Regions from separate parts of the Homo sapiens genome. Here region 1 is linked to region 2. A link is a contact called in ENCODE Hi-C data. All regions are on one chromosome and are shown on one strand. Each heading gives the region's core, a stretch centred on a gene start or an enhancer-like site at or near the end of the contact. The rest is flanking DNA. Distances are from core to core; before and after follow the strand shown.

Evidence for each region. A loop is a pair of places that touch in the nucleus more often than their neighbours do. Pooled maps may share reads with other maps.
Region 1: a loop to region 2 is called in a map of MCF 10A, with 14 times the contacts of the local background. The contact joins the promoter of BMP15 here to the enhancer-like site in region 2. A Hi-C loop is called at or near these places in 4 of 168 maps with a recorded cell type or tissue (IMR-90, MCF 10A, endothelial cell of umbilical vein and 1 more) and 7 of 50 pooled maps.

The regions. Positions count from the first base shown.
Region 1 is chrX:50,909,444-50,913,853 of GRCh38, forward strand. BMP15 (bone morphogenetic protein 15) reads left to right here and starts at 1,292. Exons shown (of 2, transcript NM_005448.2): 1 at 1,292-1,668. The coding sequence starts at 1,341.
Region 2 is chrX:48,629,010-48,633,310 of GRCh38, forward strand. All of the region lies in intron 1 of LOC107985695 (a long non-coding RNA gene), which reads left to right. Among named protein-coding and RNA genes, the nearest start is that of WDR13, 34 kb to the left of the region's middle. RefSeq lists an enhancer at 2,819-2,888. Within about 2 kb of position 2,847, at least 2 of the 41 ENCODE cell types and tissues checked have a DNase peak (open chromatin) inside an H3K27ac peak, as active enhancers do.

The DNA of each region.
Region 1 (4,410 bases), core at 42-2,541, 2.3 Mb after region 2:
CTACAGATGAGAAAACTAAGGTGTAGGGAAGTGAAGAAATTTGTCTTGGAAGGGTTAAATTACAGCTAGAAATTTGCCTTGGAAAGGTTAAATTACAGCTAGGGACAGAATTGCAACTCAAACACAGATCTGCCTGATTACCAAGTCCACGCCTGTTCCACAGTAATGTCTGTCCATAGATACTCCTGGTGTAAGGTAAAGGCCTCCCACAAATCAAGCCTGACTCATCATCTCCTAGAGCCAGGTCTTGACCTGCTTCCCCAGTTTCTCTCCAGATCCCCATATGTTTCTACTTCGGTACGGCCAGGACTATACCTACTATCTTTCTGCAGAATAATGGTCTGAGGCAGCCTTAAAACTGGCCGAGCCCTGCTGCTTCACATTAACCATCTGGGCTAGGTTAGCTCCCATAGATTACTCTTCCCCTTCCTCAGGCTTCTCTAATGAAGCCCAATAAGGATCTCAACACCTTCCAAGGTAAACCAGAAAATTATAAGTCAGAGTCCTTAAACGTGGCTGCACATTAAAATCACTTGTGAACTTAAAAAAATCCTGATGCACTAGTTACAACCCAGGCCCATTACATCAGAATGGTACCCAGGCATTCATAATAGTTAAAGCTTCCCAGATGATTCCAATCTACAGCCAAGATTGAGAACCACTGTTACGGCATCTTCTTCAAGCTCCAGCAGCCATACTCAGTAGTTTCCACATTTTAGGTTTTCATAGGAACTTCTTGGAGCACTGGTAAAGAGCCAGATTTCTGGACGCCATCCCAGAGAATCCTGGTTCAGACCCAGGAGTCTACATTCTTAATAATCACCCCAGATAGTTTCACTGCAGATTATTAGCAGACAATATTTTGAGAAATGCTGCATTAGAGGCATGGAAGTAGGATGGGAACAGGAGGCCTCTGGCCCTTTAAGGATGGATTAAGGGACTACTTTTAAGGCTGTAGGGGCAAGTAGGATCAGGCTGCTTTTTTTCATTCTAGTGGATAAGTTAAGGAAGTGGGTCCTGAAATGGACCTCTCCTTTTAAGTTACCTGAGCCTCTCAATAGGTACTATCTTGTTCTCAGCCCGGGAGAGCGGGAGGGGCATGCTGCCTTGTCCCACCTTCTGTTTCTGTTTCTTTTGATGCAAAGAGGCCAAGTTATGAGGCAACTTTGGTCCAGGAGATCCTCTTAGAGAAAGCAACATAGGGCCTGCCTGCCTTTCTTTTTCTTGCCCCATCCTTGGTTGTGGAGCCAGGATGCAGTTATCTGCATGAAAGGAAATGGTCAGAGTGACGTCCCTTGGGCTTGTGTTGGGGCCTGTTGTTGAACACTAAGCCTTTCAAGATGGTCCTCCTCAGTATTCTTAGAATTCTTTTTCTTTGTGAACTCGTGCTTTTCATGGAACACAGGGCCCAAATGGCAGAAGGAGGGCAGTCCTCTATTGCCCTTCTGGCTGAGGCCCCTACTTTGCCCCTGATTGAGGAGCTGCTAGAAGAATCCCCTGGCGAACAGCCAAGGAAGCCCCGGCTCCTAGGGCATTCACTGCGGTACATGCTGGAGTTGTACCGGCGTTCAGCTGACTCGCATGGGCACCCTAGAGAGAACCGCACCATTGGGGCCACCATGGTGAGGCTGGTGAAGCCCTTGACCAATGTGGCAAGGCCTCACAGAGGTGAGTTGTTATGCCCCCATACTGCCCTGGAAGGGAGAGAAGTGGAGAGGAGTGTAGAGAAAAGGGAATTGGTGGGTTTACTGTCAGGCTTTGTTGCCTTGTGGGCAGGTTGTTTCTTTAGGCTTGGTTTTCAAAGGATGGCAAGCTTTGGAGAAGCCAGCGCCAAGCCTACTTCCCTTTAGGGCATCAACTTAAGAACAGATTGCCTTGGTGCCTACTGAGAAATCTTTCCCAGGCCCCAGGACAACTGAGTGATGTGCCATCACCTATCTTTCACAGAAACTTTTATTGCTTGTGATAGTTCTGAAAACTGTAGAGACATATCCAGCTATATTCTTGTGGAGGGCTATTTAAGTGGCGTTTTGCTCTTAGAGTACAGCTTGCTGAGTTGGGGAAACTTATAAGGCCTCAGAAAGGACATAAATAAGCTTACATCTGAGGGTCTGTATACCTGGCTCTGTGAACATGTGCTACTGTATTTCTTAATGAAAGCTACTATCTTAACTGTCTTGATGCAATTAGCCTAATTTTAAAACTAAGGCACGGAGAGGTTAAGTAACTTGCAAATGGTACACAGATAGTGGGTCGCAGAGATGGGATTGCAGCTGAAGTCTGTCTGATTCTAAAGTCTGTCGGTAACTTCTTAAGTCTTTAAATGCAGTATTCCAATATCCTTGTACCCCCAATAGTTTTTCTACTTGGGCCATATTGCTACTTTGGGATTCTGGGACTAAGTGTATTTTGGAACTTTTTTTTGTCCCCATCATGCTTGATTTTGCTTTTAACATTTGCATCAGACATTGTTGCAGGACAACAGTGGGCTATTGAAGTGTAGGACTCTCTAGAGAATGCAGACAGTCATCAACTTCAAGGAATTCTTGGGAACCTAGTGAGATCAATCTGTAGCCTTCACTAGTCTGAGATGAAAAGGGACAGGACTTAATCCCCTCCCCAAGCAAAACAATAAATATTCTCGTACCTAACCCTTACTGTGAGATTACTGTGTGCCAGGCATTGCACAAAATGTTTTATAAACATTATCTTAATCCTCACAACTACCAGATTAGGTAGTATTAACATGCCTACTTGATAGGTGAAGAAACTGAGGATCAGAGTCACTTACCCATGTCATACAACCAGTAATTGCTAGAGCCAGGTATCAAACCCAGGCTCTCAGGCCCAAAGCCTGTGTGTTAATCATCTTGCTGTTCTGACTCCCCACTGGATTTTAATTGAGTGCCAGGCAGTGTGTTTGGGTTGGGTATATAGAAGCAAATACTTTTCCGACCTCTAGAAGTTCCCAGTATAGTGGAATGGATAGATAATTACATAATAATGTTACAGTATGCCAAGTGCTTTGGAAAGGACAAACAGTAGGGCTCCCAGGACCTATGAGAAGAAATGGCTCATTTCTTGAAGTGAAGAGACTGTTGGAAGGCCTCATGGAGGAGGTAGTACTTGAAACTGACCTTGCAGAAGGAGCAAAGAGGTCATGCATTGAGGCAGATAAGTGCATTCTGATTTAGGAAAGAGAAAATGGTGTGGGTAGAGATTCATTGAACAAATATTAGGTGCCAAATGTTGGCACCTACTGAGTACTAGGCATACAGATGTGATCAAGATAGGTAAAACCCCTACTTTCATGGAACATATGTTCTCGTAGGGGAGACAAATAAGCACACACAGTTAAATTGTGAATTGTGGTAAGTGCTATCAAAGGATGAAGTAGGTTGTTAAGATAGAGAATGGCAATGAAACCTTCCCTTTCCATGGACTTGTCAGGGAATGTATCTTTGAAGAAGTGCCATTTGAGCTCAGGTCTATAAGATAAACTAGGCATGAGAAGAGTAGGGAGAAGCCTGATTTAGGCAGAGGAACAACAGGTGCAAATGCCTAGAGGGTGAAAACAAGTTGGTTCCAATTGAAGAACAGAGGAAAATCAGTATGGCTGGATCCTCATGAGCATTGTGGGAAATGGCAGGGTATGAGGCTAATGAGAAGCAGGGACTTGTAGGCTGTGATAAGGGATCTGGATCCTAAGAGCAGCAGAAAGTTGCAAAAAATCAAGCACTTTGGGAGGCCAATATGGGAAGATCACTTGAGCCCAGGAGACTGAGACCAGCCTGAGCAACACAGGGAGACATGTCTCTACAAAAAATAAAAATACATTAGCTGGGTGTAGTGGTGCACACCTGTGGTCCCAGCTACTCACGAGGCTGAGACCAGAGGATCATTTGAGCCTGGGAGGTTGAGACTAGAGGAACATTTGAGCCTGGGAGGTTGAGATTGCAGTGAGGCATGATTGTGCCACTGCACTCCAGCCTGGGTGACAGTGAGGCCCTGTCTCAAGGAAAAAAAACAACAACCCCACAAATTAAGAAAAAATTAGGCTTGTACAGATGATGTGAGGCTAGAAAGGAGGATGCCTAGAATTAGACATGTATCCTGGTCTCACTGTGGAATATACTGGTATCTAGGGACTGTGGAAAGGATCCAGAGACAGATGACAGGTTCAATCACACAGGATGTGTGATTCAGCCCTTTCCCTGAAAAGCTTTGACCAGACCCTTCCTGGCTCTGATTCTTAGCAACCCCATCCTGCTTCAGGAAACATGTGATGTCAAGGTCTCAAAGAAAAGGGCAGTTCCTCCCCAGACAGCCTGCTAGAGGTTTGGGTTGAGTTCCTTTATAGCCAGGGTGGAGCAGGTTTAAGGGTGGGCCTCTAAGAAAGATTACTGTAAG
Region 2 (4,301 bases), core at 1,597-4,096:
TGATAAATAAAGAGAGAGACAAAGTAACTGACTAGATAATTGATTAAAGAATTATTATTTTTGAGATATGATCATGATTTACTGCTAACTTGTTAAAAGCTCTTATCATTTGGGCCGGGCGCGGTGGCTCACGCCCGTAATCCCAGCACTTTGGGAGGCTGAGGCGGGCGGATCACAAGGTCAAGAGATGGAGACCATCCTGGCCAACATGGTGTAACCCCGACTCTACTAAAAATACAAAAATTAGCTGGGCGTGGTGGTGTGCACCTGTAGTCCCAGCTACTCGGGAGGCTGAAGCAGGAGAATTGCTTGAACCTGGGAGACGGAGGTTGCAGTGAGCCGAGATTGCACCACTGCACTCCAGCCTGGCAACAGAGCAAGACTCTGTCTCAAAAAAAAAAAACAAAAAAAGGAAAAGTTCTTATCATTTACAGCAACATCTTGAGAGATTCATGGGTAAAATGATGTAATATCTGGGTGTTGCTTCAAAATAATCCAGTGGGGATGTGGGTAGAGGACATAAAAGAAACAACATTGGCTGTGAATTGATAAATGTTGAACTAGGTGATGACTACATGGAGATTTATTGTATTGTTCTCTCTACTTTTTTATACGCTTGAAATTTTCCATAACAGAAAAATAATTTTATGGAGGCAAAAGCTGTAAACAGTGTTCTATGCCTATATTGAGAGTATGACTCATGACTTTTTTTTAAAAAAAGCCAGACCTGACCTTAAAAATTTCTTTTATTTTAATTTAATTAAAAAAAATTTTTTTAGAGACAGCGTCTCACTTTGTCGCCCAGACTGGAGTGCACTGGTGTGCTCATAGCTCATTGTGCAGCTTTGAACTCCTGGGCTCAAGCGATCCTTCCACCTTAGCTTCTTGAGTAGCTGAGACTACAGGCACGAACCACCACACCCAACTAATGTCTTTATATTTTATATTATTTTATTATAATTTTATTTTACTGTATTTTATTTATTTGTTTGTTTTGAGACAGGGTCTTTGCTCTGTCACCCACGCTGGAGTGCAGTGGCATGATCTCAGCTCACTGGAGCCTTGACTTCCTGGGCTCAAGTGATCCTCCCACCTCAGTCTCCCAAGTAGCTGGGACTACAGGCATGCACCACCACACCTGGCTAATTTTTAAAAAATTTTGGTAGCAATGGGACCTCAACATGTTGCCCAGGCTGGTCTCAAACTCCTGGACTCAAGCAATCCTCCCTCCTCAGCTTCCCAAAATGTTGGGATTAGAGGCATTGAACCACTGCACCTGGCCTATTTTATTTTTGAAAATAGAGACAGGTGGGGGGGGTGGGTGTCTCCCTATATTGCTCAGGCTGGTCCCGAACTCCTGGTCTCAAGTGATCCTTTTGGCTTCCCAAAGTGCTGGGATTACATGAGCCACCACTCCTGGCCACTGTGCTGGGTTTAATTGTGGAGAACTATAACTAAGCATTGTCTTTAAAAAACGAGTACATTGGCCGGGCGCGGTGGCTCACGCCTGTAATCTCAGCACTCTGGGAGGCGGAGGCGGGCGGATCACGAGGTCAGGAGATCGAGACCATCCTGGCTAACACGGTGAAACCCCCATCTCTACTAAAAATACAAAAAATTAGCCGGGCGTGGTGGCGGGCACCTGTAGTCCCAGCTACTCGGGAGGCTGAGGCAGGAGAATGGCGTGAACCCAGGAGGCGGAGCTTGCAGTGAGCCGAGATCGCACCACTGCACTCCAGCCTGGGCGACAGAGTGAGACTGCCTCAAAAAAAAAAAAAAAAAAAAAAGAGTACATTTTGGGCCGGTTGCAGTGGCTCACATCTACAATCCCAGTACTTTGGGAGGCCGAGGCAGGCGGATCACCTGAAGTCAGAAGTTGGAGACCAGCCTGGGCAACACGGCAAAACCCCGTCTCTACTAAAAAAACATAAAAACTAGCCAGGCATGTTGGCGGGCGTCTGTAATCCCAGCTACTCGGGAGGCTAAGGCAGGAAAATTCCTTGAACCTGGGAGGTGGAGGTTGCAGTGAGCCCGGATCACGCCACTGCACTCCAGCCTGGGAGACAGAGGGAGACTCCATCTCAAAAAAAAATTAAAATTAAATTAAAATAAAAAAAGAACATTTTGGCCTACAATTCCTGACAAAGATGGAATGTGGGCAAATGCATGATGACCTGGATTATTTCTGGGAGAATTGTAAAGAGTTTCTGTAGTCAGCAGAAATGCTTTGAATACTTTCCATATATTAGTTCATTAATCCCCCATGAAGTACAAGTAGGGGAAACTGAGGCACAGGGAAGTTGACTAATTTGCCCAGGGTCACAAAGTGAGTAAGTGGCAGAACCGCTATTTGAACCTAGCTGCGCTCATAGTGCTTTAATCTTCAATCAGCGAGGATCGTCAAGTTGGCTGCTGGATCTTTCTGGATCTTTTTTTCATTACCTCGCCTTTCATGTTGTTTGTCCACATAGCTTGAGGCTTTATCACAGATTGCTCTTGGGGGCAGTGTTACTCCAGAAATGCCGGAATGCTCCGCTATTCCTCACTCCACCCCTAAATATACAGCATCTCCTCCCGCCCTTAAGCTCTGAAAAAAATGCTGCGGAGCCAGAAAGGCTGCAGAAAGCCGGGTGTGACCACTGGCTCTGTAGCCAACCTGTTCCCTGCTGCTGCTGCTGCTGCTGCTGCTGCTGCTGCTGCAGTCGTTTGGTTTCCTCTTTGAATCTGAGATGATTCTGAGGTCTACACTGCAAACTCTTGGCATATATCATTTCTAGAATTCCATTCCTACTCGACCTAGGCTGTGAGTCTGCACTAGTTCGCGGCACGTTAGATCGCGCCCATTTCCCTTATTGGCAAGTTGTCAGGTTGAGGAAGCTCCAGGCCTGGAGGAGGGCATCTCCAGCCACCAGCCATGAAGCCCAGGGCCTCAGGCACCTTCTGGCCTCCGGGTGGCCTCCTCTATTCGCTGACCCAGACACTAGTCCAGTGGTTCCCAAAGTGGGGTTCCCTGGCAGGCAGCAGCTGCCTCGCTGGGAATCTATTAAAAATGCATACTCCCAGGCCCCACCCATGACCCACTGAATCAGAAGCTGTGGGCCTGGGGCCCAGCAGTTGGTGTTTTCAGAAGCCCTCCAGTGGACTCCAATGGTTCCTAGAGTTTCAAAAGCACACTGGGCTAGGCCAGGTGTGCCAAGAGAGAAGTAGCTTTTTGGCTCAAGTCCTCACAGGAATGGTCAGAGGGTCCCCATCAGTCTATCAGTGTGCACCATACAACGCTCACAGAGGGACACACGTGTGCCCGTGTGCATGCGTCCCTGTATGGACTCCAGTTGGAGGGGGAGGGACAGTTTTGCCTTGTGGTTTTGTCACTCGCCATTGGAAAATAGCCCTTTCCCCTACTACTAAATAGCTTCCCATTGTTTTCTAGTCCCTTTACTTCCATTTCAGAGAGTGTTTTCTCTTCTGTGTTTTTTTGTTTGTTTGTTTTTTGAGACGGAGTCTCACTCTCTCACCCAGGCTGGAGTGCAGTGGCGCGATCCTGGCCCATTGCAACCTCCGCCTCCGGGATTCAAGCAATTCTCCTGCCTCAGCCTGCTAAGTAGCTGGGATTACAAGTGCCTGCTACCACACTCACCTAATTTTGTATTTTTAATAGAGATAGGGGTTTTGCCATGTTGGCCAGGTTGGTCTCGAACTCCTGACCTCAGATGATCCACCTGCCTCGACCTCCCAAGTGCTGGGATTACAGGCATGAGCCACCATGCTGGGTCCCTCTTCTCTTTGGAAAAGTCATCCACGTTGGTTGCAAGTTTTTCAGAAAAGAGGGAACTACATTATAGAAATAAATGGCAAACAGACACCCAACACCCAAGGAATAATTTCTCATCTCTGTCCTTTCAATGTGTATATTTCTAAATGTCCGTGTTTATATTTACATAAATTAAAAAAAACGGTTTACTTGTACGTGTCATTTTGTTTTTATCTTAAATTTTTGTGTTTTTAATTTTGGTGATATATCATTTTGGTTGTACTTTTTCACTTCTGTACATACTGTTACATAACATGCAGTTTTCCAGTAACACTAACTTGTGAATGCATATTTTACAATTTTATTTATATTTATTTATTTATTTACTTTTGAGACAGTCTCACTCTGTCTCCCAGGCTGGAGTGCAGTGGCTTGATCTCGGCTCCCTGCAACCTCCACCTCCCAGGTTCAAGCAATTCTCCTGCCTTAGCTTCCCGGGTAGCTGGGATTACAGACCCGCCACCGCGCCTGGCTAATTTTTGTTTTTTTA